2 separate regions of the Homo sapiens genome follow, and region 2 is linked to region 1. Evidence: chromatin loops called from intact Hi-C (ENCODE). Cell type or tissue: PC-9. All regions are shown on one strand. Links, peaks and the distances in the headings refer to the core of each region. The heading gives the core; the rest is flanking DNA.

Evidence for each region. A loop is a pair of places that touch in the nucleus more often than their neighbours do. Peaks named below come from ENCODE experiments on the same cell type or tissue, not always from the same donor. Only the 100,000 strongest peaks of a DNase experiment are listed, where the experiment ranks them.
Region 2: a loop joins it to region 1, with 10 times the contacts of the local background. A loop is called at or near these places in 1 of 110 quality-filtered maps.

What each region holds. Positions count from the first base shown.
Region 1 is chr7:142,554,564-142,559,856 of GRCh38, forward strand. It overlaps TRB and TRBV11-3. Among named protein-coding and RNA genes, the nearest start is that of MIR11400, 83 kb to the left of the region's middle. In PC-9, for the core only: CTCF peaks have their summits at 3,606 (motif pointing right) and 3,812; a DNase peak (open chromatin) is centred at 2,348; H3K27ac peaks cover 2,903 bases.
Region 2 is chr7:142,438,441-142,443,733 of GRCh38, forward strand. It overlaps TRB and the pseudogene TRBV12-2. Among named protein-coding and RNA genes, the nearest start is that of MIR11400, 33 kb to the right of the region's middle. RefSeq lists an enhancer at 1,705-2,904. In PC-9, for the core only: no CTCF peak of the experiment used is centred there; DNase peaks (open chromatin) are centred at 1,421, 2,251 and 2,681; H3K4me3 peaks cover 1,750 bases; H3K27ac peaks cover 3,685 bases.

The DNA.
Region 1 (5,293 bases), core at 665-4,664:
TTTGAGTTGCCTTTGAGACTTCCACGTAGAAACATCTAGCACAGGATAGGCCTAGAGATGTAGTGACAGATCTAATCCCCCAAGCCCTGAATATGTGAGTGAGGACGCTTGGATGAACTTCCAGTCTATGAATACATTAAACAAACTTTTAGCTCTGTTTTAGTTTACAACAACTGTTTTCTAAGAACTTAAGCATTTGTGGAGACAATGATGTCACTGTAGGAACTTCTCTGTAAGGACAGCAACATCCCACTTCCTCTGCTCCTGCTCACAGTGACCCTGATCTGGCAAAGCTTCCATCCTGCCCTGACCCTGCCATGGGTACCAGGCTCCTCTGCTGGGTGGCCTTCTGTCTCCTGGTGGAAGGTGAGTCCTAGGAACACCATGATCCTCACATAATCTCCCAGTGATTATTCTAGTCATTTCCTTCTATTTTAAAATTCTTTTTCCCCCACAGAACTCATAGAAGCTGGAGTGGTTCAGTCTCCCAGATATAAGATTATAGAGAAAAAACAGCCTGTGGCTTTTTGGTGCAATCCTATTTCTGGCCACAATACCCTTTACTGGTACCTGCAGAACTTGGGACAGGGCCCGGAGCTTCTGATTCGATATGAGAATGAGGAAGCAGTAGACGATTCACAGTTGCCTAAGGATCGATTTTCTGCAGAGAGGCTCAAAGGAGTAGACTCCACTCTCAAGATCCAGCCTGCAGAGCTTGGGGACTCGGCCGTGTATCTCTGTGCCAGCAGCTTAGACACAGTGTAGCAGAGACACTTCCCTCCTGTGCAGAAAACCGCAGGACTCTCTCCTCTCTACTCAGCTCACAGCAGCCTTTCCTTATTCCTCATCCTCCCAGGAAAGAAGTGAGTTTTCAGATATAGCTAGGATTCATATAGTGGGAGGAAATGAACTATTTCTTACAACATGAGCGCTATAATTGTTGCTTGAAAATGTGTCTCAGGGATTTGAAACACTTCTTGGGGACAACTCAAGAAACCTAAAGTGACTTATCAGAGATTGAGTCCTCAGGGGTAGTGATGGTTTATCTCCCATAAAAGTATGTGATCATGAAACATGTACAATAAACTTAATAATACAGATAGTGATTATACCAAGCAGCAAACAGCAGGCTCCCCTTATGTAGTTGTCAGCATGTGAATGACTTGTTACCCTTAGTGACACCCCGGCTGTCTAGCAAAGTCTCAACACACAGTATGTGTTTGGAAATCTTTTTCCTTCTGTTTTATTTTTGGTAAAGTATGCTAATAATGATGTTGTTAATGATAGTGATTATAATTTCAGGTATGTTATTCAGCCCTTTTTCCAGTTCAAAGAAATGCACACAAATGGATACCCCGGCAACCAGGTGCAAATCTTAGCTCCACATGAATTCTACTTCTCCTGAACTCTCTAACTCTTCTATGTAATCATCCCAGCCCAAGAATATATCTAGACCTGGACCAGTCAGTTCAGAGGACATTTCTACGTGTCTGCCTTGTATATTAAAAGTTCCTTAGTGGATTGAAATATTCCTTGTAAGAACTTCTGAAGCAATCAATTGCCCTCTCTGATAATATACACTCTGTGTGTCTAGCTCCATATTCATTACTCTACTTCTGCCTAAACTCTCTAATACTAGAAATCTTTCTGAAGTATTGGTTAGAATTACTTAAAAAGCAGCATACTGGAAATTGTCTGAAAGCACTGTCACTGTCCATTTGCCCCTCCTGACTTCCCTCCCCTCCTTATCCAATCTAATACCTGATGGCAAGTCAGGCTTTATTTCCATTTGTTCATTGCACATCTCCCTGTCCTTTATTCCTGTAATAAAACCTCACTGATGTGATGGATTAAAATGACCACTCACTCACCATCTCCTTGTCAAAATTTCTATTTTTTTCTTTTCCCAATCTGCTATGTTAGTTATAGTTAATAACTCCCTCATAACATTTTCTGAGATCACTTTTTATTATTTGAATATAGGACACACAGTTGTTTCAGAGTCTGTCTGATCATTTTCACCTCTAAGATCTTCATAGGATATTTTTGTGATTTTCTTTTTGTGCTGCTTCTCAGTTATGGTGCTTGAGTTTTCATGGCATTTGTATTTCTCCTTACCAATCTGATGATGTTTGACACTTTGCCAAACACTATAGTTGTAGAAATAATTTTGGGGGTAGGATGGATATTTTTCTGCAGAGATCATTTTTCTGTGCTTCTGAAAGTGCATGTAGATATAAACAGTCAGGCTCCCTGAATCACAGTTTAAGGCTTGAGGTGTCCTGGAGCATCTGGAGAACAGGTTTGTCTCTGGCTTATTGTTACTAGTGGAATTTGGCAATGACACGTTCGGTATGTTCTGGGCTTTGCCTTTACCCCCGTGGCCTGTGAGTCAGCTTCCTGAGTGCTGAGTCAGGATCTGCAAATGCCCGCTAGGGCAAATGGACTGCTGTGCTCACCTCCCGGAGCTCTTGCCCTCACCAACATTCCAGCCAAATTATTATTATTTTTTTAGGACTTTAACTAAAATTTTTAATGTTGTTTTTGATATTTTTTTTCCAACTATGTAGATAACAACAGAAAGAGTGAGTGCCATTATCCTTAATTATTGGGATTAAGGTGAAAATAACTTTACCTGGAATTCTAATTTTCCTTGTATTTTAATGTTAGATTCTTTGTGATTTGTCTAATATTCAACTTAAATGGTATAGAGATGTTAAACTCTGATATCAAATACTTTAAAAAAACTTATCAAGACCATTCATAATCCAATTGAGACATATCTTTGTTTGGGGCATGTTGTTTTTAGAGTATTCTTCTACTGTTATTTATTTCTATCACATAACCTCTGTGTTCCATTGGACCATATGGCAAGATGGGAAAGACAATCAAGAGAATGCTGAGATCTGGTCAAATAGTACAGATTGGGCTTCAAATTAATTTAATTACTGAGTTCTGGGGGTGGATTTGTGCTGTTTTATGAGTATTTCCTGGGGCAATGGTCAAAATTAGAGGGAGTAACTGATATGTGGCTATTGTTTTACCCCGTTTAAAGCCAATCTCCTGGGACAACACACCCCATTTTGTGGGGCACCCCGAAAGTAATAATCCTGTTTTAATCTTCCTATTCCTTGCCAAATCTTCTCTACAGAAGGGAAATCAGTTATACTATTTCCTCTCTTCATTTTAGTTTAGTCTCTCCTTATTTTCCCGTTTTCCTCCTGGTTCCCTAGAGAAAAGTAGATTATTTTCAACATGTGCTAAGATCAGTGAGGAACTCTCTCTTCCATGCAGGGTGGCCTGCAGTTTGGAGGGGATAGGGAATGGGTTAAATTCTGTTTCAGCATCATGTTAGCCAGCCCATCGAGTTTCACAATGAGACCTGCTGCTTATCAGTATTAAAACTGACATTATGTTTCCACCTTTCTGACTGCATTGTCAATGTCTGGGGTGTTTCTGTCCTACCCCATAGCACTAATATTATTTGTTGGCCTTTTAACACCAACTAATCATAATATCCTATATCCCTTGTACTCAGTGAAATAAAGCTCAAGTCCCTGTGTCCTGGCAAAAGAGAGCACATTTGTGCTGTTCTGGCCTACTGGCCACTAGGAGGCACTGTGGCTTCGATGTCATCCAGAGTCTATGGGGAGGAGCTGAGATTGCTCCCTGGAAGATGGTTAAGAATAACCCCGAGGTTGGACCTAAATTCAGGGAGTTGGTTTGCAGATGTCTTGAATGATGGCTGGGAATAAAGGAATTAGTAACCGACGCTTCCTCCATTGTAGAGGTGGGTTTTGCTTTAAATTGTGCTTTGAGTGGGGCTGAGTGACAGGTGTACTTTGCAGTGCATATACCTCTGAGCTCGCTTAAGATGTAGGGGCACAAGGAGCTGAGGTGGTGCAGGGCCCATGTTCTGAGCTTGGAAAACCAGAGAAGCAGTTCTTGTGTCAAAAGAGCCTTGGAGAGCCTGGCCCCAAACCAGCCCAGGCCAACCCTACCTGCTCTGTGAGAGTAGAACAGCAAGAAAGGGAGGTGCTACCCAGGACCACAGCAGAGGGACCCTGTCGCCAGGGAGATGAAAATCACAGTGATGCCACGACCATATCCACGTATGAGGCATAGTCCAGTGTGTCTCCTGGAAGAAGATGAAGCCTGGGCAGACATAAGAATATGTTTTTGAATAGGCTTCCCTTGGCCTGATTTTAAATTCCTTCCATGTGATCATGCATCTGTCTGTACCTGTATTTTGTACCCGGCTTCTGCCTCTCACCCATCAGTCCCATGGCTACTAGAAGGTATTAAATTTCTATTGACAAAAATTACCACTAATTTGGTGGCTTACAACAATAAAAATTTATTATCTTACAGTTCTGGAGGTTAGAAGTCCAAAACCAGGCTAAAATCCAGGTATTGGCAGGGCTACATTCCTTCCCGAGGCTCTCAGGGAGAACTATTTTTCTCTCCTATTCAGCTTCTAGAGGCCACCAGTGTTCCTTGGCTCATGGCCCCATTCAATCTTCAAAGCCAACAAGGACTGGGTGAGCCTTTGCTCACTCTGCATCACTCTGACACTCACTCTTCATCCTCCCTCTTCCACATTTTAGGACCCTTGTGATTACATTGGGCCCATCTGGAAAATCCAGGACACGCTCCCCATATTAAGGCCAGCTGATTAGCAACCTTCATTCCATTTGGAACATTCGTTTCTCCCCTTGCCACATAATTTAACACATTCCCAGTTTCTGGGAATTAGACATGTACATCTTTGAGAGGTCGTCACGCTGCCTGCCACACTTGCTACCTGGTTACACGAAGTAGTAAGCAATTAACTTTTTGAAGGCAGAATTATGGCCATAGTTTTATATCCTGGATCCAACAGACCCTGCAAAAGGATAGAGCCCACATGGAAATAGCCCCTCCAGTAACACAAGCTAGTCTGCAAACTAATGCCCTTTTACTTTGGGAAGTGCTTTTGACTGCAGGGGACTCAGAAGCATGCCTCTGTGCCAACAGCAAAAATGTGCCCTTCTCTTTTGTTGGCAAGTAACTTAACCAACCAACCCAAAAAAAAGATCTTTCTCTCAGCTTTCCATAATCTCTGAGACGAAGTAGGTTTGGAGAAGTGGGGTTACAGGGGAAAAAGCCAGGTGTTAATGATGAAAAAACATTGAACTTTTCTAGGGGTAGTAATAAGATTTAATTCAAGACTAGAACATTTTAGCTGCAAATCTTCAAGAATAAGACAATATTATCCCCTTTCTGTTTTATTGTGGGACTAGAGAATGTGAGA
Region 2 (5,293 bases), core at 882-4,881, 120 kb before region 1:
AGGAGGCACTGTGGCTTCACTGTCATCCAAAGTCTATGGGGGAGGGGCTGGGATTGCTCCCTGGAGGATCCTTAATGAAAACCCTGGAGTTGGACCTAGAGTCAGGGAGCTGGGTTGGAGGTACCTGCAATGAAGGCTGAAAATAAAGGGATTAGAGACCAACCCTTTTGCCTCTTGATGCGGAGATGGGTTTTGCTGTAAATTGAGATTTGAATAGGGCTCTGAGTGGCAGATGGGCTTGCAAGTGGATGTAGGTCTGAGCTCACTGAAGACGTGGAGGCACAAGGAGCTGGGGTGGTGCGGCGCCGTGTTCTGGGCTGGGGAAAGCAGAAAAGCAGTGTTTGTGTCACAGGAGCCTTGTAGAGCCTGGCCCCAAGCCGGCCGAGGCTAGCCCTACCTGTTCCGTCGAACGTAGAGGGAAGAACAGGTAGAAATGGAGGCGCTACCCTGGACCATGTCAGGGGGAGCCTGTCCTCAGGCAGCTTCAATCACAATGATGTACCAGCAGCATATACACTTATTAGCAAGGCTTAGGGTGGAGTAGGACAGAATTTTCTCCCCCAAGAACCTTTGCTCAGGGCGGGAAAATGCCGCAGTCTAGTTCTAACTCTATTACTCCAGATGCCTCTGTGTCCCTGGAAGAAGGTGGGGTCTGGGCATATAAAAGTTTTGTTTGTTTTGCCTGGGTTGATTTCGTTTTTCCACGTGATCGTGCATCTGACTCTACCAGTATTTTGTATCCGGCTTCTGCCTCTCTCTCTCATGAGTCCCATGGCTACTATAAGGTATTCAATTTCTATTGCTGCTGTAACGAATTACCACTAACTTGGTGGCTTACAACCACACAAGTATTACCTTACAGTTCTGGAGGTCAGAAGTCCAAAATGGATGTTACTGGGCTAAAATCCAAGCGTTGGCAGGGCTGCATTCCTTCCTGAGGCTCTAGGGAAGAACTGTTTTTCTCTCCTTTTCAGCTTCTAGAGGCCACCAGTGCTCCTTGGCTCATGGCCCCATTCAATCTTCAAAGCCAGCAAGGACTGGCTGAGACTTTGCTCACTCTGCATACTCTGATGCTCACTTTTCATCCTCCCTCTTCCACATTTTAGGACCATTGTGATTACATTGGGCCCCTATATTAAGGTCAGCTGATTGGCAAGCTCACTTCACTTGGAACATTAATTCCCCTTTATCAGGTAATTTAACACATTCCAGGGATTAGGCCTGGGCATGGTTGAAGGGGCATTGTTCTGACTACCAAACCTAGGCACCTGGTAATAGGGAGGAAAACGTGTTGGTCACCTTAAAAACTGATTGATGACTACCGTTTTACATTCTGGATCTAACACACACAACAAAGGGATGGAACCCACAAGGAAACAGACACCTCAGGTCACACAAGCTCATCTGTAAACTATTTGCTCCTTAGGATGGGCAAGTCCCCTGGGGCGCAGGGGACTCAGCTGTATGCCTCTGTGCCAACAGCGAAAATGTGGCCTTAAACTGCTCCTTCTTCTTTGTTAGCAAATAACCTAGTTGACCAATTCATAGAGCAGAGGTTCTCTCAGTTCTCTATACTCTACACCCCGAGAGGAAGTCAGTTAGTGAGATGTAAGATTCTTTTATAAGAAAAAGACCAGGTGTAAAGATTAAGAAATGCTGAGCTTTGCTAGAGGTAAGAATAAGATGTAAATCAACTCTGGAACATTTAATTTCCAAATCTTTGTGAGAAAGACAATCTTGTTTCTGATTTATTGTGTGGATAGAGAATGTGAGAGATTCTGTGCTCTGGGCTTTGCAAACTCAATAGAGTTCAAGGATCAATAAACTCGGAGAGACCCTTCACTGCAAAGAAGAGCTTTGAAATCTAATGAGCTTCCGGGACACTGATTCAGCTCCTGTATCTTTAACAACGCGGTTGACATGCTTGCTCTTCCTGGGTAACTCAGATGCTAACTTCTAACTCATTTAAAGGCATTTGAAGAACTAGGAGCACAGAGTCACCAGTGAGAGGAAGAGGAGAGTTTGCAGAGAAGCTGGCTTGCAATAAGGCAATGAGTTCATCTTTAAATACTTGGAGTTTGAGGTGCAGATGGATATAGTTGGCAGGCTCCTAGGTAAGGCATGTTATGGAGAAGGTGCTATGAATTGATAATATCAAAGCAAATCTACAGGGATCCTCTGCAAGTGTGCATCTGTATCTCAGATCAATTATAGTTGACTTCAGTCCTGCCTGATTCATCTCCCAAAAATGTAGTCTGCCTGATTCATCTCCCAAAAATGTAGCCTCCGCTTAAAGGAGCTTTCAAGTTGGGGGTGGTGGGCCATTCAGTGTTGTCACTAACAGATGCATCTTGTGGGGGTAAAATGTCCCAAAGTATCTTTTCTTGCTTATGTTCATAAGGGCGCTGGTCTGGAATGTGCCACATCTGTTCTCACTCTGCCATGGACTCCTGGACCCTCTGTGTGTCCCTTTGTATCCTGGTAGCGAGTGAGTCCTCATGTATTTATCATCCTCATGCTGGGCCTCTGTATAGATGACTTCCTGTATTTTCCTTATTCTGTTTCCTAATTTTGCGTTCTTTTATAGCATGCACAGATGCTGGCATTATCCAGTCACCCAAGCATGAGGTGACAGAAATGGGACAAACAGTGACTCTGAGATGTGAGCCAATTTTTGGCCACAATTTCCTTTTCTGGTACAGAGATACCTTCGTGCAGGGACTGGAATTGCTGAGTTACTTCCGGAGCTGATCTATTATAGATAATGCAGGTATGCCCACAGAGCGATTCTCAGCTGAGAGGCCTGATGGATCATTCTCTACTCTGAAGATCCAGCCTGCAGAGCAGGGGGACTCGGCCGTGTATGTCTGTGCAAGTCGCTTAGCCACAGCGCTGCAGAATCTCCCCCTCCCTGTGCAGAAACTCTGGTGCTTCCTCTTTTCCTCACAGCTCCCAGCAGTCCTGAGCAAAGTCTTTCCTGCCTCACCCTCCCCACAAGAATAATTAAGTGGGTTTGGGGCATGGCAAAGACATAAGATGATACAATATCAACATACAAAATCTTGTGTAGGAGATAATGTCGAAAATGCATTTTGCAAATTTCTCACAAATTGTGTATGGGGTCATAACTCACACACAGGTAGGATAAACCTTAATTACCCACACCGTAGGTTTCCCTGCCTTCCTGTATTTGACACTCCCATCCAAACAGTGGGAGCTCTTGAGAATGGCTATGTCTTGTGAACTACTCTGCCCACTTCATTCCCTTCTCACTCTAAGCCATGAACAGAAATTTCCCCTACAAGTACTCTTTATTGTAAATGAAAGTTCTTTTCTATGATTGTGGACATTCCTTTATAATGCTAATTTCAATTTACCATTTATATACGGATTTTTACATTAAACTTAAAGAGATCTTCAGTGTGGATAATACAGGCAGTTTAATACATTAGAAGTAAGCTACCCCTCTTGGCCTACAGGGATCCATTTGTTTCTATCTTGCATAAAGCAAGCCAGGTGCTAGCTAAAGGTCTGTGTGCACTCACAGGACACTGATGAGATCTCCTCCACTGCCTGTTCTGGAACTATCAATATGAATATACACAGGGTGTCTAAAAGCACACAGGGCCTGGTGTGGTGGCTCATGCCTGTAATCTCAGCACTTTGGGAGGCTGAGGCGGGAGGAATGCTTGAGGTGGGGAGTTCAAGACTAGGCTGGGAAACAGTGAGATTTTGTCTCTAAAATATATATATATTTTAAAAATTAGCCTGGTATGGCAGTCTTAGCTACTCAGGAGGCTGAGTTGAGAGGGTTGCTTGAGCCCTGAAGTTCGAGGCTGGAGTGAGCCATGATCATCGCAACAGAGTAAGACCCCAAATCACACACAAAAAATAAATAAATAAAGTTAAAAAACATACACAGGCCTGGCCAGTCTTACTTGGCCCTCTTTCCTCCCTGATGCTGTGTCCTGAACAGCCAAATCTGTATTTTTTTTCTTCTGGTTTATGATACACATTTCTACACAGCACTTGCAATTTATTATGAAGAGTTATAATGTCTTTCTTCTATAGTAGTATTTACATACTGATGATTTCTCAACCCCTATCAGTGTATCATCGGCAATTGTTGCAAAATGTGCCTGTATTTTGCATGCCCAAGACAATTTGGGTTTACCCGAGTTCTTCGATAGAGGCCCTGGTTTCGCTTGTCACTGTCCTATTTTTGTTATTCAAAGACTGAGACTTTCAAGATCAGAATGATGCAGAATGAAATTCGGGGTATCCTTTAATGTACATCGAGAGACCTACTCTGTGTTTATATATTGTTTTGGTGTCTTCCTTGCTCTTTGGGCTTCTCTCTGTTGCCTCCAGATCATTTTCCTTCCTCCTTTGAAGCCCAGCTCCTTTACACACATGACATTAGAACAGCACCCTTCTTTGCTGCACTTGCTTCTTTCCCTTCAGAACTCTCTTCTCATTCAGTCCTTCTGTCTGCTACTAATCTTGTCATCATTCCTAATGGCTACTCATCACACAGACCATTTTTCATTGGTTTTGCTTCTCACTTTCTTGACTTCCTCACTTTTGACATTTTATCCATTAATCCTAACATTGTATATCTGACAAGGAAGATATTAAAAATCACATGTTTTGAATCAGTGAATCAATAAACAGGTTTAAAGAGACAAATGCAAAACAAAATTGTCCAGAGCTGCTGTTCTGGGCTGGACTACAGATAGATCATGTAAGAAATAATAAAATCATCTGGTAATTTCAATTTATCTTTAGAATCTTTGGACAGAACAGCTCCAGGGGAGTCAAGGGATCATAGATGGTAAGAGAGACAAAGAGGTTAGGAGGTGAGAACTGGCTAGGGTGGCAGTCCCTAACCTAAGGTTTTCAAGGATAATATCAAGGTCCTCAATTTCTTTTTAATATTTTTTGAAAGTGAAAGGAAATTATGCACATGACCCAAGCTATACATAATAAGGAAATTGACTCATGTCTTTGCTGAGATGGAATTATATTAAAGTTCTGTGAAATTAACTTATGGGCTCATCTCATGCTGATTAAAAACCCTGATTGACAGCGCTGTGTGTTACAAAAATGACAAAATAAATGATTACTTTAAAAACATTATTTTAAAAAATTAGCATTTGCCAAGAGTGGGGGTAAAAAATGACATACTGCCAGATGGTACAAGGAATGGAGACGTTTGAGGCTTCCAGAGCCTCTGACCTAGCTCACCCCACTTTCCCGGGCCCGATGTCTTCTAAAGTTCATCTGTGCAGGG